4 separate regions of the Homo sapiens genome follow, and regions 2, 3 and 4 are each linked to region 1. A link is a loop called in an ENCODE intact Hi-C map of the cell type or tissue named here. Cell type or tissue: heart left ventricle. All regions are shown on one strand.

Evidence for each region. A loop is a pair of places that touch in the nucleus more often than their neighbours do. Peaks named below come from ENCODE experiments on the same cell type or tissue, not always from the same donor. Only the 100,000 strongest peaks of a DNase experiment are listed, where the experiment ranks them.
Region 2: a loop joins it to region 1, with 2.3 times the contacts of the local background. A loop is called at or near these places in 14 of 110 quality-filtered maps.
Region 3: a loop joins it to region 1, with 1.9 times the contacts of the local background. A loop is called at or near these places in 10 of 110 quality-filtered maps.
Region 4: a loop joins it to region 1, with 2.0 times the contacts of the local background. A loop is called at or near these places in 7 of 110 quality-filtered maps.

What each region holds. Positions count from the first base shown.
Region 1 is chr6:15,263,789-15,268,788 of GRCh38, reverse strand. All of the region lies in intron 1 of JARID2 (jumonji and AT-rich interaction domain containing 2), which reads right to left. Among named protein-coding and RNA genes, the nearest start is that of JARID2-AS1, 18 kb to the right of the region's middle. RefSeq lists enhancers at 1-305, 306-863, 864-1,422, 3,417-3,556, 3,562-4,071. In heart left ventricle, no CTCF peak of the experiment used is centred here; a DNase peak (open chromatin) is centred at 1,913; H3K4me3 peaks cover 1,072 bases; H3K27ac peaks cover 2,894 bases.
Region 2 is chr6:15,372,683-15,377,682 of GRCh38, reverse strand. It overlaps JARID2 (jumonji and AT-rich interaction domain containing 2), which reads right to left. Exons shown (of 18, transcript NM_004973.4): 2 at 3,431-3,566. Among named protein-coding and RNA genes, the nearest start is that of JARID2-AS1, 130 kb to the right of the region's middle. In heart left ventricle, no CTCF peak of the experiment used is centred here; no DNase peak of the experiment used is centred here.
Region 3 is chr6:15,362,889-15,367,888 of GRCh38, reverse strand. All of the region lies in intron 1 of JARID2 (jumonji and AT-rich interaction domain containing 2), which reads right to left. Among named protein-coding and RNA genes, the nearest start is that of JARID2-AS1, 120 kb to the right of the region's middle. RefSeq lists an enhancer at 3,794-3,953. In heart left ventricle, no CTCF peak of the experiment used is centred here; a DNase peak (open chromatin) is centred at 2,428.
Region 4 is chr6:15,352,290-15,357,289 of GRCh38, reverse strand. The region is part of intron 1 of JARID2 (jumonji and AT-rich interaction domain containing 2); the gene reads right to left. Among named protein-coding and RNA genes, the nearest start is that of JARID2-AS1, 110 kb to the right of the region's middle. In heart left ventricle, no CTCF peak of the experiment used is centred here; no DNase peak of the experiment used is centred here.

The DNA of each region.
Region 1 (5,000 bases):
TGCAGCTGCGTGTGAGCATTCTGCCAACTGAAGCACAGGAAGAAGCTCTCCCATGTTAAAAATTTCCAACTGGGAGATTTACAAAACAGCAGGGGAGGATGGATGGGGCAGAGGGAGACGTGTGCATGTGAAAGAGCTGCAAAAAGCTCCCTTTTTTGTGTTCAAGTCCCAGAGGCCTTCGGAGGCTTGTCATGCTTCAGCGATTGCCACCCCCTCCCATTTTACACCCCTTCCAAAGCCACCGTCCTTTCCATCCAGGCTTTCGGATATAAGTACACATTCTGCAGAACCACTTCTTAGCTGTTCCTTTATTTTACCCCCATCTCCCCAGGCCGCCCCAACACTCATTCTGCCATAACTGGATAATGGAAAGAAGCTTAACAGGGAGGTAGCAACCATTTCCCTCTGACTAAATGAAGTCCTGGCGTTAAGCTGCACTCCTCAGGAGGAAATGACAAGCATTTTGGCAAATGAACTTTTTTGTTTTCTATTAGCAGCAGCAAGATATCCACTGTTGACAACAGCAAAAGTTCACAAAGATAAGCTTCTAGGCTGTGTTTTTAAAGCTCTTCGGAAAATCTAGCTCTACCCTTACGAAAAGCCAATTTGGTCAAAAATGCTGTCAGAAGGGTTTGGAGGTTTGGTTTTAAATTTCCATATTAAGTGATGGGGTTTGGTCTTTTCAGAGAAGGAAAGAGTCACCACACTATCACAATTTCTAGGAAGCAGGCATGCACATTAGGTATGGTGTCCCACTGTCGTCCATCACCTATCCCCTGTTCTGGGGTGTGGGGTTGTCCATACTATTAACCGATCCCCGCCGCAGTTAAGCCTTAGGAGTTGCAACCCCACAGCATCCTCGGGGGCTGCTGATGTACACTTCATGGAACCAACTTTCTTCTTACTAAATCCTCCGCTGAATGCAGTTTTTTCTCAGGGCCCCAAGCAACACAAACACATCCTCAGGAGTGCAGGTAAAATATAAACCCTCTGGGGATCAGCATGCACACCACCCAAAAACCCCCTACTGCATATCTACAGAGGTGCACAGTAACAAAGCACTGGCAGACAGACAGGAAGCACTCCATAAGGTCCTCGGGAACGCAACCATTGAGTTCGCGCGTCACACCGGACTTCTGAAGACAGGACAGCCAAAAAATATCCTTCATAAGGAGTTAATGCCATGGCTTGAAACAGTCAACCAGAAAATTCACTAGAACCAGCTTACTCCATTCCCAGAGCATTCAGAGTCTGTCTACATGTTACTATAATTTGAAACCTGATTCTAAGAACATCCTTGTACCTAGGCCATTTCACAACTGATGCTCTTGCAGAAGGTATCGGTTCCCTCCTGGGCACCTACTGCTGTTTATAACCAGTTGGTTAGGCTTCAGGATCCTTTCCTGGTGGTTGCTGACATGCCTTTTGCTGCCCCTCAAGCAGATCTTTGAGCTATCTCTATGTAGATAAAAGGAAAGGCCTCACTCTGTCTTATGTCAGATACTGATAAGCCGCTTTAAGATTTTCTTTTTCATGGGAGTGGGAGAATAGTTTAGGAGAGTAAGAGAATAACACTCCAGGAAGCCCAGGGTCTCTTTGGACACTGTGTTCAGAGTTTCAGAGTGTTGAATTCACCATCTCTCCCCACAGCCAAAGAAGACAACTTAACTGTTTGCCATCCAGTAAGTTGCAATATGTCAGCATTAACCCAAACCCTCGATCACGCAGCTAGAAGCAATACTAATATACAGGTGGAAGAGAATGCCTACAATGAAAGGGGCACAGTTGTGCCTATTAGAGCACCTAATCTCCACTCAGGGACGCACGTGCACCCCACATTACAATGGAGAACACTGAGAATTTAAACCACGGCCTGGTGATCCTCCTGGACATGCAGCTAATAAGTGGCTGAGGGACAACCAGTGGTCAGCTGGCGCCCTGATTGTTATTACAGCAGTGCATTTTCTAGGAGGCAGGCCACTGGCGAGGTCTCCTGGGGTCATGAGATGACTCTGACATGAAATAACAAACACACACAATCAGATATGCGTCCACAAAGCTGTTTCTCACCCTGCCCCCAAAAAATGTTTAAACATTGAGAGTGTAGAACTTTCAAGCTACCAAAAGAAAATGTTTTGCCTTAAAATGACAAAAAAGCAGAAGAAACTTTGATGAAAGATTCCTAAAACTCAAAATATACTACAAACACCCTAGCCAGGAGAAACACGTTGAGCAACGGAAGTGCAACCAAGCGCTGCTAGGCTGACAACAATGACCATGAAACTGCTGTTTCCTTATGAGGCCCTGCAAATTAGTCCTTCCCCCAGCGGGAGAGGATATGGAGCTCACGGTTTGCTATTTTCCTTTTCATTACTACTATTCCAGGGTGCAGGTAAGAAAGAGAAAGAGAAGGAATTTGGGAAGACGTTAAGAAGTAAAACTCTAAACTATTACTTATGTTGTTTGCTCTCTGTTGGAAGATCATTGTAACTAATAGTTAAAATATACTTGGCAGAGACCGTGCTAAAAAGCTCTTTAAAAGAGGGGCCATACAAGGATCCCCAAACTCTGCTTAATCAGTACCAACACCACAGGAGATTCATCGGACACACTTGTCTTCCTGGGCTCCAGAGACTTCCTAAGGTAAAATGGGAAGACACAAATGTCTCCAGGAGAGCATATGTGACAGTTCTTTGAGAGAAAGCTGATCAGTATTGACCTTTAATTTGGAGACACTAAGCCTCGTGCCATCTCTTTTATGAATATGAGAGAGCACTTTGGGACCTTTTCCAGCTGGGAGGAAGGAAGCACAATTATTCACCCCCGTTGGCTAGGAGACCTGATGAGCTCCACTTTCAAAACCGTAACAGACCAGCCACCGCCCATGCCCTCCAGTTTCCATGAGGCAGAGACCCCTGAGTGGAGAAGGGGTCTGAATGTAAATGAGGGAGGGGCTGGGACAATCCCACACTATCCTGTGAATGACCATGATGCTGGTCCCAGATTCCTGCTTGCCCAGTCCAAAAGCAAGTGAACATGCTGCCCGGGCTCATCAGGTCCCTGGGGAAGAGGGTCACCTTACACTGTTAAGACAGCATTCACGGAGAGCCCTGCAGAATACTCCTTAATTGCCTGGAAAGTGACCTGTCCAATGGGGCTTTCCTGGCTTCTTGGCTGCCAGCCAAGAAGTAGCCTTAACTTCTGTACCCATGGGGAGAGATGAGGGCAAGTCCCAAAGCAGTATCACTTCACAAAATAAATCTCACAGAGCCAAATCTGGAATGTTACTGCACAGATATTTGAAATCCCAGCTGACAGTCCTATACCTATTTGGGGCTGGGAGGATGATTAAGGCTTTAAATCTCAATTACACTTATGGAACTCTAAATGACTGCGTGGTTTTTTTTTGTTTTTTTTTTTTTAATGCAAACCTAAGTTTGGGATGCAGAACTACAGAGACAAGAACTCAGCAAGCACCCCCACTTCCTCCAAAGAGTAGTCAAGTCCCACAGCACAGCCCGGAGCAGTAGCTGTTAAAAGACAAGGGCTGGGCTGGATCCGGCCAACATTACAAGGACAACCAACTGGTCTCATTCCTTAGTCTTGTGCTTTTAAAGGGCAGACGATGTGCCAACTATTTTAAAGCTCCAACACACTAATTCTGTAAACAATAATAGCTACAGCCTGCACACTGCGCACTGGAATGGATTCCTCAACTTGGCCTCATCACTTATGCAGCTGATGAAACAAACACTGACAGCTTTTTTGCATTTGTAAAGGCCCCACAGCAGCTGTGGTGATCCCACCATAGAGCAATGAATTAAGCCTGAAACCCAGCTGGGTCTGAACAGAAGCCTTTTTTGCACAATACAGCAAGACTATCATTGTTAACCTAGGCATTATTGGGAAATATTCTGCATTACATTATAGGGCAGTTCTAACTCAATTCTTAAAATTAGCTCTAATAAGCAATTTTAGTAGGAGGGATGTGGCGTTAGCCTTTGAAAGGCACAAGTATGTGTATAGGTTATAGGTACACCACATAAAAGCGGCCCGGCAGAACACAGATTTCCAGTTAAACAATGCAAAGTTTAAAATATTAACTCCTTCTTAGATATTCTCTCTCTCTCTCTATCTCTCTCTCTCTCACACACACACACACACACACACACACACTCACACCTACCTTCTAAACTGAGGTGGGTGTCTAAACTAGTAAATTCTTGGCTACTTGGCCACTGCAGAGAAAAATATTGAATATAGCTGTCAGGGCTCCTGTTAGTAAGCCAAACTAATGACCTGAGCACAGGAGTCAATTTGGAACAGAAAACCATACCAGAAAAACTGGAGTGTGAGAAGCATGATTAATACCATTAGTAAAGAATTTTTTGACAATGACCTTGAGCACTATGAAATAAATAAGATTCCAAATACTGATTAATACCATCAGTAAAGAATTTTTTGACAATGAACCTGAGGACTATGTAATAAACAAGATTCCAAATACTGACGGACACACTGGTGTTTACAGGCTTCTTATCATCAGGAAGTTCTAGGAAGGCAAAGACACCCACACCAAGACATGTGCTCCTACAGAATCGGAACACGCACTCTCTGCTTCACAAAATGCTTCTCAATACCACTAGGCCACATGACATTTGCAGTCCCCACCATCCACTTCTCTTATGTTGCCTTACAGTTTTTCTAACAATTAAAAATTGCCTGAAATTAGCCAGGCATGGTGAAGCGCAGCTCTAGTCCCAGCTACTTGGGAGGGTGAGGTGGGAGGATCGCTTGAGCCCAGGAAGGTTAAGGCTGCAGTGAGCTGCGTTCACGTCACGGCACTCCAGTTTGGGTAACACAGCGACACCCTGTATCTAAAAAATAAAAATTGCCAGCCGGGCACGGTGGCTCACGCCTGTAATCCCAGCATTTTGGGAGGCCGAGGCAGGCAGATCACCTGAGGTCAGGAGTTTGAGACCAGCCTGGCCAACAAGGTG
Region 2 (5,000 bases), 110 kb before region 1:
GGCTAATTTATTATTATTACTATAATTTGTAAAGACAGGGTCTCAATTTGTTGCCCAGGTGTGGTGGTGCATGCCTGTAATCGCAGCTACTTGGGAGGCTGAGACAGGATAATCGCTTGAACCCGGGAGGTGGGGGTTGCAGTGAGCCAAGATCATGCCATTACACTCCAGCCTGGGTGACAGGCTCACAAAAAACCACCACCATTATAGTCAATCCGCTGTGATATGGTTTGGCTGTGTCCCCACCCAAATCTCAACTTGAATTGTATCTCCCAGCATTCCCACATGTTGTGGGAGGGACCCAGGAGGAGGTAATTGAATCATGGGGGCTGGCCTTTCCCGTGCTATTCTTGTGATAGTGAGTAAGTCTCACGAAATCTCATTTTCTCTTGCCACTGCCATATAACAGGTGCTTTTCACCTCCCTCCATGACTCTGAGGCCTCCCCAGGCATGAGGAACTGTAAGTCCAATTAAACCACTTTTTCTTCCCAGTCTCCAATATGCCTTTATCAGCAGTATGAAAACAAACTAATACACCCTGCTTCCACTCCCACTAACCTATCTTCTGATTTCATTTGACATTTAGGAAGTGTTTCTATGAGATAGGACATGAGTGATGGCTGACTATAAAGTATCCACTCAAACTAAAGGGATTTTTCAGCAAAGCATGCATATACATACACGCATATATACACAAAGACACACAGACACGTCCACATATATATGCACAACACAGCTTGCAGTTACAACAACCCCTACTCCTAGCCTCACCAGCCCTAAAGTCTTGGTTGCTCCCTACTGTGTGAGCTTTCTCTGGATCATGCTCCGAAAACACCTACAGAAGAGGAGCTCTTCCCATGATACCAATTCTGTTTTCCAGTGATTCCAAGTAGCTCCCCAAAATAAGAAAGTACACTTTGTTTAAGATGGTAGCTGCCTTGAAAATAATGATTTTTTAAAGAGAGAGTCTCGCTCTGTTGCCCAAGCTGGAATACAGTGGTGTGAACATAGCTCAATGCAGCCTTGACCTCCTGGGTTCAAGTGATCCTCCTGTCTCAGCCTCTTGACTAGCTGGGACCAGAGGCATGTGCCACCATGCCTGGCTAATTTATTATTATTACTATTATTTGGAAAGACAGGGTTGTAGTTTGTTGCCCAAGCTGGTCTCGAACTCCTGGGCTCCAGCAATCCTCCCTCCTCGGCCTTTCAAGGTGCTGGGATTACAGGCATGAACCACCGCACCAAGCAAAATAATGATTCTTAAAGCACACTCAAGTCCTGAAACAAGGAGATCTGTTTACTCAGAACTGCTATAGAAATCCCACATACAGAATAACAAAAAGGTAACCTTGGAACGCTGCCTTCATAAAAACCAACACAAACTAGAAAATGGCATATTCACAGCAATTTCACAACCCAAAGAGAAGCCGAGGTGTCTCTGTATTTTTTAAAAGACTTAAAAGTCTTTATCTGGATGAAAAGCAAACTACCATGACAAAAACTAACCTTCCCTTATGAAGGTAGTGCCAGAATAAATAAAAAGACTTCAGTGATCCCAATGTGGGCATCTTTGCCAACTGAGATTTTTCTCCTCAGTATCATCAATCCCTTGACTCTGCCAGAGCTAAACCTACATTTGGCCAACTGGCTGACAGCACTGGTTGCTTCTGGAATGACAAACTTTAGTTTTTGTTCATTTACTCAAATTCTACCTTTATTAAATCCTGAACATCTGGCTAACTTCTTGTTCTAAAAGCTGGTGTTTCCCAGTTAAGAAAATATGGGTGTTTTTGTTTCCACTGTTGGCAATGCCAAGAAACACTAAGGCATTACACCATTCCTGAACAGTACAGTGAGAGCATCACAACCATACAATCTAACAGTACAGCAGTCACTGCTCCACTCTAAACTCTAGGATTAAGTGATATTCTCCTTCATACCCAACCCCCCACATTTAATCAAGCAAGATGCTACGTTCAACGTGAATCAATGACAATAAACACGATCTATATCACATCAAATGTTCTCCAACTACACACAAGGTTTTTAGTTTACTGTATTACAAGCAACGAATGGCTAGGGTCCCTCTCTGCTGGAGACCCACAGAACAAGGCAGAGTGCCTTTTAGGAAAGCAGCTATGAGGGTCTAAATTGGATTCTATGGCAATAGATTCCACAACTTATTTTGTTTTCTGCAAATGTTAAGACTCAAAATGGGCCTTTCCCATACATGTTGGCTGAGATTTGTTGAGAGACGCACACATGACTGAGCCACTATGGCCTTAATGGTTGACCTCCAAAGGCAAGTCACCCATAAGAAAGAAAACCCGGGAGGGTGGACAGAGGCTCTTCTTTCAAGTCACGCAACAGTGGAAGGAGACAGCACAACTAGGGTGAATGGTGAAGTTCAGAGAGGTCATCTCAGGAAACTCTGCCATTGCCCCATAGAAACAGAGCAGCAACAGGTACTGCTGTGCACTAGTGCCTGTGAACACTAGTTCCAACAGGAGGCTGCCAGACAACTCACCATACAACTAAGGTGGTGGGAAACAAATTGGAAGCCATGGTGAACCTGTCCTTTGGCACCCTAACAAACTGTCAAGTACCCCATATGTGGTGACTCTCCTAAGACCAGAGCCATAGCTCTCAAAAAAGAACAGAACCTGCTCTTTCTCATCTCCTTGCCCCAAGGAAGCATAAACAAAAACATGGTCAATTCATTCACTTTAACTGTAATCCTGATAAGTACACAGGGGATTATAGAATGTCACTGCATTCCCCTGAAATAAAATAGTAAACTACAAGCAAATGTTTGTCCTCAGATACTTTCTGTTGGATGACTTCATCTGCACCATATGAACCCTGTTCAAAACAGACATGAGAACAAACTCATATAGGAACAAGTTTCTTTCCAGGCATCAAGGAGCCAAGTGATAATCATCCAGGAAGAAGCACACTTCTAGAGGTATGCAAAGCTGTCCCACTGCAGGAACCTGCCCAGCAAGGAAGGAAGGAGAGATGAGAAAGCCGCTGAGCCAGAGAGCAGGAAAAGCAGTAGACAGAAAGATTTAGGCTATTTCCTATACAACCCGGGGACAAGAACTAAAGACTCCACATTTCAGCAAGATCATCAAAGAGTTCTGCTCACATACCAGTGTGGAAAGACATACATATAGAAAAACCAGCAAGACAGGACCTACAGAACAGACTAATGTATTTTGTCCACTATATAACGCGGTACATAAAGGAACACAAAAACAACCCTATAAACCCAACAGGATGTCTGCAGTGCAGATTCACCTAGCCTACAGACTGCCTTTAGGTGCCTAGACCAGGAAGCACAAGCTGCCAGAATACATCCAATTCAGGAACAAGTCCACGCCCAGAGATATTGTACATTCCAATGAGATATTCCAAGAGTCAACTCACCATTCACAGTTTTCAGGCTCCCAGCAATGCCTTCCGCATGCTGCCTCTTCTGGGAATTCTTGAACTCCTTCAGAGACAAATAAAGGACTTTACGTACCACCCGTTCTTCTGACCACGGAATCCCATCACTGTCATCCTGAAGAAACATAAGAAAAGAGAGGAGTTACTGAATAGAAAGCAAGGCAATATTCAGAGTCAAAATAAACTTTATTTTAAAGGAATTTCCGAACACGTACTGTGTGACCACGACCCAGTTCTCAATGTCAGAATTACACCCATAAGGTAAAGGGGCAATGACCTTTCTGAACAGGCCTCAAAGAAAAGTGAATCCACAGGCTGTTAAAAAGAATGAAAGCAACACACAACCATCTCACTTCTTTATACGCCCCAAAATCAAATACGTTCATCAACTAGTAATAGTTTTATATTCCTGACAAAGTTCAGAAAAAGGTGTTGTTATACCCACAACCAGAAGGATAATGGATCATTTTACTTGAGTTTTATAAAGTGAGCAATGCCAGAATGTACACTGCAACAGAAATATGTACGGAGCTCTTAAAAATGTTGCTGCCTCCCTTGGGAGCTCAAAGGATACAGCAGATATGGGTGCTGTGCATTCAAGGAATTTACAATCCAGTCAGAAGACATGGAATTGGATCCGCATTGGCCACTTAAGTAAAAGAATCACAAATAAAAGGAGAGAGTACTGCAGAAGGAGGCAACTGATCTTGGCGGCATACAACTGGCATGATTTTTGTTTTAATGTACACATTAATGATGGATCTTGAAGGTCTCATTTCAAACTGGCAACCTCATGTCTGTTGCTCCAGAACGAATACAAGTTCTTAAGAATTAACAAAATGAATGCAGAGATGACCAAAAACAAACAGCCAGCCCAGAGACTATTCCAGCAATTCCAGTCATAAAGATATAAAGAAAGACTCAAATTTTAAAAGCACTAAAGAGGGAAGAAAAAATTATACAGAGACTTGAGACAGAGCAAGAGGTGGGAAGACAGACATGGTTGACAACAGTCACTAAAGCAAGGTAAATAGGAAGAGATACATGTTTAAAGAATCAGCAAGATTAAGTCACTATAGTTTTTATTAATAGATGATGATTCACATGGCCAAGGATATTGAGAGGTTCTCTTCTGTAGCTGTTAATCTAAGAAGGACTTATGTTCACACACCTACATCAGACTTAATTAAGCATTTTATAAAAGTTCATTTTAGAAATGGAAGCAGGCCTGGCATGGTGCCTCACGCCTGTAATCCCAGCACTTTTGGGGGCCAAGATGGGCAGATCACGAGGTCAGGAGTTCAAGACTAGCCTGAATAACATGGTGAAATCCCATCTCTACTAAAAATACAAAAACTAGCCAGGCGTGGTGGCACGCGACTGTAATCCCAGCTATTCAGGAGGCTGAGGCACGAGAATTGCTTGAACCTAGAGGGAAAGGTGGCAGTGAGCTGAGATCGTGCCACTTCACTCCAGCCTGGGAGACAGAGTGAGACTCAGTCTCAAAAAAAAAAATAAATAAATAAATAAGAAATGGAAGCATACAGAT
Region 3 (5,000 bases), 99 kb before region 1:
TGCCACCCAGAGGATGATACTTGGAGTCGACTGGAAAGACTTGAAAACTCCATCATGATTGTACTAACAGCAAACCTCTCCTGGGGAAGCAGGAGTTGGGCAGTGAGCTCAGCACCACCTGCATTTAATAATCATGATTTCTCTGCTCAGCCTTCCTTTAGTATAAGGTCCACACCACTGCTTTCTCCCTTTAGAGTCAAAGGTATGGGGGAAACGAAGTAATCGTGAAACTTTTAGTTATTTCTAGAGATGAATTCCAGAGTCTTGACGCAAATGTGGCATTGGTAGTCAGTCCATGGCAGATATCAGATCAGGAAGTAAAATTTCAAAACTCAGAAATGTGTTAGTAGCCAGAGATGTTAAATATGTAACTCACACTGACTCCTAGGTAAAAGCAAAATTAAAATTATTGGTTTGCAGAGGCTTCATGTAAACAATATATGAAAAAAAACTATTATTAGTAGTGGGGATAGAAGTGGGAGTAGGGGAAGGAATTTTCTATTACTAGCCTACAATTGGCAAACCATCGTTATGCAATTTGTTCATACCTTGGTTTTTATTATGGTTTCAAATTCAGGCCATCTTGATTTGGGAGAAGGAAACAAAGATGAAAAAGCATGGGTTAAAGGAAAACACATTTCTGATCAATTAAAAATCAATTTTCTGACAATTACATCTATTTAAAAATGGAAGACAGTTAATTTCCTATCACTTGCAGGCAAACTACCTTAGACACTCATGCTTCACAGGTAGAGTGGTCAAGTCATTTATTACCCAAATCAAGGGCACTGGTAGTAACGACAGGGAAATACCTCGTGGAAACTGGGTCATGGGTCAACCAACTCTACCAGGCCCCTTCCAGGAAATCTGAATCAATTAAAAACAAACCAAAAAAAGCCTACAATGACACAAAGACTTTTTTTTTAACCATATCTCCAAAAAGAAATAAAGCCACTACAATAAATATTATAAAACAAATATAACATAGACATAGCAGGATTGTAAGTGTGACACACATCTGTTCTAAAGTTGGAATTCAGACCCCCCACCAATGTTTTAAATAACAACCTGGTGATAAAGAGGCAGAAGGTGGCAACCTAGGTGCACTTACGGAAGGTGCTGCAAAAAAACAATCCTGCTTCCACTGGGCAGGGGCACAGGACATCAAAGGCTCTTCACAACCCCTAGTACCTAAAACCAACTGAAATGCAGAAATCGCCTTCGAATTGATGGGGCCATAGGAGACCAAGGAAAGGAGCACTCAGGATCACAGGCAGGAAGATCTCCTAACACAGAGCCTCTTTATTAAAATTCACAGAAATGCTAAGACATGGCAATTGGAGTTGCCAACCCCACCCCCCACCCCCCCCGCCCCCCCCGCCCCCCACCCACATATAGAGATCGCTAGAGCTCTACAGGTGGAGGGATGTGGCTACTTTCAAAAAGAAAAAGAAGTGCTTTTCCTGACTCCAATGCCCAAAGGACCAACATGCAATGTCATATCATGGGATTAAGGATGGTGGATCTGAACAACAGCCGTACAGAGCTGAATAGCAAATGAAAAAAAACATTCTAAAAAACTAGGCCCATGGACAAGGAAAGGATTGATTGCTATTTCCTCCTCCCAAGGATAAATGACTGGAATCCTGTACATGAATGCCTTTTATTTTCAGAACGTGTTTCTCATATACCTGCTGTTAAATCACCCTACTTGAAACAACTTGTGGCTGCCTGATATGCCAAACCTGTTCCAGCAACACTTTGAGAGAAAAACGAAAGCACCAAATAAAAAATTGGGAGGGAATGTTGATTCTTCCCACAGATTAAGTGTAAACAAAAATGGGGTTGGGGGTGATGAAGGAAAATGAGAAAGGTACAACTTCAACTTTGTCTAAAATAACCTTTTCTTCCCTTTTAACAAAGTAACAGTAGTACTAATAATTTCCAATTGATTTAATTCCAAAAAAAAAAAGTAGTCTGTCAATATTCAAATAAAGTGAAGCCTGAGTAACATTCACAACTGGAAATAAGGGGCCAGGAAACATCTTGAGAGAAGAAACTTACTTACTGAACTTGTGAATGATGTTCCCTTGCCTAGGGTTTAAATTAAAAGCACTTCAAAGCAGCAAATTTCTTCAGACAGACATGCTTCCCAGGTTAGGGTAAACGGCCTGAAAATGCTTCTGCAAGGAGAGTTTTACTTCTTCCAAACTCCCATTAAATAATGTGTACTTATCTTTGATTACTGCCTATTTAAAAAAAAAAAAAGCTGCAGCTGAAATTGGATTAAGAACTTCTGCTGAAAACGATTTATTGCATAACACAACTCTGACAGGCTGAATCTCCGGCCACCAACTGAGCCTTTATAAAAATCTGCTGGGCAGCTGCCAAGTCAGCTCTTTTGCGTCTGAGCATGTCAGACATCCGCCGTCGTCAAGGCAGCAGCATGGCAGCAAGACGTCCGCACGCTCATGGTTAAAGGGTGCAGTCAGGGAACAGAGCAGCCAGAACCACGCAACACGGCATTAAAACCTCCTGCAGTGCTGGATCTGACGGTTCGCTTTTTCAATGTAATCAAAAAAGACCCAAGATCTACAGCAGGATTATCTTCCAGCATCTAACAGACACCTGGATTGTCAATGTACCTTCACTGATGGAGTGGTGGCGAGGAAATCAAATTACAAATAAATTATTGGCCAGTGTCTTCAAAAATCAAATCAAATAAATAGTTCAATATCACCAATGCCAGTGTGCAACTATATATGACTTCACTTTGGGAATTTATGTTACTAGAATTTCCTTGGGAATTTATGTTAATTTATTTACAAAGAAATTCTAATATTTGGATCTTTTAATCACTAATGCCTTTTTATGTTCATTATGATATACCCCCAAAAAATCCCCAAATGCCACATTCTAATCTGCACCGTCTAATACAGTAGCCACTAGTCACATGTAAGTACTTATAATTAACTCAATTAAAATTTAAAATTAAGGTCCTTGAGTCATGCTGGTCACATTTCAGTTACTCAATGGCCACAATCCGACCACCTGTCAATGGACAACACAGCTACAGAACGGTTCTGTCATCACAAGAAGTTCTTTTGGACAGCACTGACATATCTGCATTAAATTGGATAGGGTTTCAATTGACATTGCGTGTTACGTGATAGTGCATTTTACTACGTCCCTGAGAGTCTTATGTGCCTTATGTGTTACTCCATTTACCAAGAAAACTGTGGGAGATAAGAAATCTTTTACAAGAAAATTAGAGTCTAAAGCAGGCAAGAACTATTCAAAGTGCAGACATCCACTCATACAACTCTCCAGGTTGGAAGTGGTTCCAGTCCTGTGGGGCACATCTGGCCTCTAGGGGTTTTGCAGGAAACCCCTCTTGCAGGAAACATCCTGAAGATGAAGTAAAGTCTGTCTGCAAAGCCTTGAAGACACACTGCTTTCCTACACCTTCAAATCCTTTTCTAAGGAAATCACTACAAAATAAAGCCTCCGGGATTGAGGCCAGACAAAAACCAGTCCTATCCACCAGCCAGTCTCCAAGTACCCACAGGGTGGCCAAAACAGGCTTGATTTGATTCATGGTTGCCCCTTACTGACAGGGCTGGTTAGAATTACGGCCCTGTGGGTGATGGAAAGGAGTTAGTGCTGCTGTTTCTTCCACCAGGACCCAGGACACTGCTGGGGGATCATTTTATGAGATCAATCAATGCCTGACTGACTCGCTGGCTTTTTTGGTTGAACAATAACTACCCCACCCGAACCCCAGCAAGGAAATAAACAGAAGTATACGTATATTGTCACAAGACTGGTTATCTCTGGTCATGTTATATTACAAACCACCAGTTTATTTTTGTCTATCTCATGCAAATTTCCACACTAACAGAAAGTCTACAAATAAACTCTGTCCTTGGACTTAACATAAACTGACATATTGCCTTATTTTTTCCAGAAACAGATAAAGTTGTCTCATATGCCTTAACCCCTTCCTGTGTCCTCCAGCCCTCCCAATAATTAATAACCACCCTGGGATTGGCACCCTTTCATTACAGGTATGGGCCTCCAGAAACCATTCTGATGCACATTTTCCCTCCAAAAAGCATTTCCCACTAATAACGTGTGTCCACCAAGCGACAGGGCACACACATTTCCTGTACATATTCTCTTCCACATTTTTCAACTAGCATACTTATCACACAAACATTTTTAAATGCTGAAACTGAGGTTCAGAGGTGTGAAGTAGTACAGATCACATTCTGACTAGTCTGTGTCTTACTCGCCTTTTATGTTCCTGAGACATAGCAATGAGTCCAGCACGTAGCAGGCACTTGAAGGCCATTCCAAGACACAACACAGGGAAACAGGTGGCAGGTGGAAAGAGTGAGAGGTACAAAGAAGCCTGGATTCCAATTCTGGAATTCTGTGAATCTTACAGTGGCTCATGTGTAAAACAAATAATTATCTAAGGCAATGGTGGCAAACTTGAGCAGACATCAGGAACACTCCCAGGGCTTGTGAACACACACTGTGCACAGCCTCCTTTCGCTGAGATTCTCTCAGGTGATGCTAATGCTGCTGGTTCAGGGATTACACGTGAGAAGTGCTGGTGTTTGAACAGCAGACATGCAGCCTATTCAACTTTCATCCTAGTCTTCCAGGAAAACTGTTCTCACTGCCATGAGAAACACTCTAATTGCCAAATTTAACGCAAACTTTTTATCGGCAACTGGACTCTCCCCTGGTTTTCCTGCCACACTAAAATACCTTTTCTGCTGTTTCATCACCTCCACCACCTTCAAGTTTGATTCTTCTGCCGTCCCCTTATCTCCAATCATAATCTAAATACTGATAACTACTAAATCATCTTCTTGACAATCTCCTCCCTCCCCACCACAACCCTCTCCACACCACCTTCCTGGCTACTCTGGTCTAGAAACCGAAACTGGACTTGGCACTTTTTTTCTCATTGTTGACATTTGCTTTCA
Region 4 (5,000 bases), 89 kb before region 1:
AATTGTTAACTTCATTACTGCAAAATCCCATGTGATGTATGCTTATGGCTGCACTTATTCAGCGTACTTCATGAAGACTTTACATACTCAATGAAAAAACGCATGACTTTCCTAGGCCATGAAGGACATCTGGCTGCAGCAGCCCCTAGTCTTGCCAGTAAGGCTTCGTTCCCTAGAGATGGTCTTTCACTCTGCACTGAGCAAAAGGTACTTAGAACACATAGCCAAGTAACTGTGAAACGAACAAAGTTTTTTGTTGTTGTTTTTTGTTTGTTTTTGAGACAGTCTCAATCTGTTGTCCAGGCTGGAGTGCAGTGGTGCACTCTCAGCTCACTGCAACCTCTGCCTCCCGGGCTCAAGTGATACTCCTGACTCAGCCTCCTAAGTAGCTGGGACTACAGGCACGTGCCACCAAGACCAGGTAATGTTGTATTTTTAATAGAGATGGGGTTTCACCATGTTGGCCAGGCTGGTCTTGAACTCCTGACCTCAAGTGATCCGCCTGCCTCGGCCTCCCAGAACACTGGGATTACAGGCATAAGCCACTGCGCCCAGCCCAAAAACAAACTTTTTAACATAAATAACAAGAATCCAAAATATGAGATAATGAAAACAACTCAGTCGCTTGTCTCTACTTTGTTCCTGTATTTACATTAGGAAAATGTGCACATTAATAAAACTATAATACATTTCTTCCCACTTCAAGCTTATATTTATGAATTTGCCTAAAAAAAAAATGCTCTCCCTTACATATGAAACACAATGTACTACGTGACAAATAGGAAGTTAAAATATATGTACTTGTTAAAGATTCCATAGACGTGAACTTAAGACAAATCCACTAGAATGACTATAATAAAAACAAAAAGAAAAACAGCAGACGTTGGTGAAGATGAAGAAACGGGAAACCTCATACAGCAATTGTGGGAAAGCTACTTAGGCCAAGTGTGGGTTCCTCAAAAAGTTAAACATAGAATTATTCAATTCTATTCCTGGGCACTCATGTAAAACGTGAACACAAATGTTCACAGCAGCATTATACATAATATCCAAAAAGTATAAACAACCCAACTGTCCATCAAATGATGAATAAATGAACGAAATATGGCATATACTTACAATAGGATATTCAGCCGTAAAAAAGATTTCATGGGGCAGCGTGGATGAACCTTGAAAACATAGCTAGGGAAACAGGGAGGCAGAGAGGCCACATATTGCAGGATTCCATTGCTACGAAGTCTCCAGAATAGGCCAACCCACAAAGACAGAAAATACATTGCTGGCTGCCAGAGGTTGCTGGGAAAGGAGGGGGGACTACTGCTAATGGATATCGGGTTTCTCTTTGAGAGTGATGAAAAAGTTCCAGAAATGTACTAAGTGGCCGGGCACACTGGCTCACGCCTGTAATCCCAGCACTTGGGGAAGTCAAGGTGGGCAGATCACATGAAGTCAGGAGTTTGAGACCAGCCTGGCCAACATGGCAAAACCCGTCTCTACTAAAAATACAGAAATTAGCCAGGCGTGGTGGCACGCACCTGTGGTCCCACCTCCTCTGGAGACCGAGGCACGAGAATCGTTTCAGCCTAGGAGGCAGAGGTTGCAGTGAGCCGGGATCACAGCACTGCACTTCAGCCTGGGTGACCTAGTGAGACACTGTCTCAAAAAAAAAAAAGCAAGAGGAAGGAAGGAAGGAATGCACTAAGGACTAAAAGTCTATGAACTGTACTCTTTACAATGGTTACAACAGTGAATCTTATGTGATTTTTTACATAAGCAAAAATAAATCAACTAACCTAAAATCAAATTGTACTTAAAATTACTTTTGAAATACTGTGTGTGAATAATTATTAGTATTATTAGTATTTTATCCCCATATGAAAGTTCTAGAATGTATTAACATTAGATATAAAATCACCTAATAGGCAAAACAAAATCATAATCACTTTGAGTAAAAATTTTAAGATTTCTGCATATATTGCAGCCTTAGTGATCCAAAATATCAGCTTGCATTTTTTGATGTTATCAAGTTCATTGACAATTTCTAACAAAGTATCACTTAAATTAAATTAAATTAAAAAGTAGCTTATCAATACAAAGTACAGGCAGATAATTCCTTTATAACTTATACTAACTACTTTTGAGACCTCACACAGGGCAGAATGGGAATGTGTAAGGTTTTCTCTCCTCCTACCCTTTGCATGACATCCAGTCAGTGACCAAATCCACACAATGGGAGGGAGGGTTCATATAGTGCTCTCAATGAACATTCTTCTGGACTTTCAATTATTTCTTTCTTGAACTCTTATCATGGTCAGCAATCCGCAGCCTAATCAAGTTTTTTGTGCTTGCTCCCCACCTGAAATTCACCTCCCCGGCTTTTCTAATATTCAGTTCTCAAATATCACCTTCTTCAAAGCCTTCTCTGACCAACCTATACCCCAGTCTAAGGAACTCCTTTAACATTCTTTACAGCATTTATCAACCACACAATTCTTGCTTGTAGGGGTAGGTATTCTATGGTTTCCAAACTACATTACCAGCTGAATTTCACCAGTCATGTGGCCTAACCCAGCTAAGTAGCATTCGATATACTGTACACTTTTACAGTCCGGTGGTCTGGGTTCAAATCCCAGCTGTTTACTGGCTCTATGATCTTGGGGAATGTTAAGTACATGCTCATTTCCTTATCTGTGCTTGAATGTCTGCTGTGTATATAATACACTGAAAGTTTTTAGAAGTGTGCCTGACACTGAGTGTTACTTAAGCAGTAACATCAAATGTCTAACCCCTGTGTTAACAAAGGACAAAGAAAGCATTAAAGTATGCAGTAATTTCCTGTTGCTGCTGTTAACAAATTATCACATTTCTGTCTTAAAACACAAATTTTCTTACAGTTCTGGAAGTAAGTAGTCCAAAATCAGTTTCACTGTGCTGGTGGTGTTAGCAAGGCTGGATTTTTCTGCAAGCTCTGAGAGAATCCAATACCGTGCCCTTTTCAGCTTCTAACGGCTGCTAATATGCCATGGCTTGTGGCCCCCTTATCCATCCTCAAACTGCATCACTCCCACCTTCGGTCCTGTCTTCTCGTCTCATTTTTTGCTCTGACAGTGAGCCACCTACCTCTGTTTAATAAGGACGCTTGTGATTACATTGGGCTCACCTGGATACTCTTCTCGTCTGATGATCCTTGATCAATCCCAGCTGCAAAATCCCTTTTACTTAGATACACCTGTGAACAAGACTGAACTTGCTGCCATTGAAATACACCTCATGCTGAACTCTGAAAAGGCTATACAGGGATGTGCTGGCACAGAGGGGACTGTTATCTTAAACTGTACGCTTTAGGAACATAAGTGGCAGATTTTTTTCCCCATTTGTTTTTATTTTACTGTACATAAAAGATCAGTTCCTTGAATTTCCTACTGACGAAGTATGAACACCTGAGTGGGTCAAAAATAACTGGTGGCTCCAACTCATGCAAAACTACCATCTCTGTTACGTTTCCCTAGAAAGAGAAAAGTAATTGTTTTGATTGAAAAGAATTTTTTTTTTTGCATTGAAATCCTGAAGAGGTAGAAGGAGTAGAGTATTGGTTGAAGGGGTTTACAATTGTTCTGAGTTCTCAATAAAGAGAAACATGGAATTCCCACCAGGAAAAGGATCATTCTAATGTGACAGGCTCCTAACTTCTGAGCCAGCAGCTTATTACTAGAACACTTAATTCACCACGATCAATTGGCATTCGATTTTGGAATAAAATTTTGCTGTTGTTGTTCAGAAAGAGACCTTCCTCGATAATGATATTTTTTCCTAAATAACATAAGCATTCTTGTCTCCAAACTGCTCTTTTTAAAACCACCATTTAAGTAGAAATTTAAGTAAGATATGAATGAATCAAAGCTCTCTCAGAATAGGTACAACGATATGAATTAAGCTCAAGATTTCTACTGTAATGTATATAAGTGAACAATAAACACATGAAAACATGCTCAATATCATTAGTGGGTAAATGCAAATTAAAACAGCAATGCGATACCACTTCACACCTACTACAATAACTATTTTTCTAAAAAGACAGGCAACAAGTATTGGAAAGGATGCAGAGAAACTGGAACCTCAAACAGCAGTGGGAGTGTAAAATGATACGGTGGCTCTGAAAAATACTCAAAAGGCTATTACTCAAAAGGTTAAACAGTTGCCATGTGACCCAGAAATTCAATTCTCTGGCATACACCCAAAAGTGAAAAACAGTCCACACCAAAACTTGCTTACAAATGTTCACAGCACCATTATTCATCATGACGATAACATGGAAACCACCCAGCCAAGTGTCCATCAACTCATGAATGCATAAAATGGGACATATCCATGCAACAGAGTATTGTTCACCAATAAAAGCAAAAGATGTATTGATGTCTCAATAGCCCTTTGCAGCTGTAATAAGTAACCTCGTGGCGCTATGCTATGCGTATTTATTTACAAAACTTATTCCACTGTACACATTATTTACAGTGAATTTAGACTTACAGTCATGTCTGAGGGGGGAAAAGCAGAGGTTGCACCCTGCCTTTGAACTGTTCTGCCTGCTGGAAGCACACCATCATTGTCTGCTCCCTACATGACAGCCAAGTGAACTACTTAATAGACACTCAGACAACTTCATGTTTCCAGGACGTTAAGGGAGAGTAAGGTGGAAAGGACTGAAGCACAGGAAAAGGATCTGCAAGGAAACCCCAAGATGCAGAGCTTCATTTGTATCCCTGACTTAGACCTCCCAGGCCATGCTTGGAGCCTTCCCTTCACTATTCTGATTCCTGGATCATGTGGTCATGTGGTCCTCTGGGGACTTTTTACTTAGTAATCTACATCTGAGCTGGGGGAAGAATAGTCTTCCTCTCCAATGACAATGCACGTTATCAGGAAACAGCTTACAGACAGAGGACAATGTAACATTAATATTAAGAACGGGGTGGAGAGGCGGGGGGCTACATAGTTTCTTA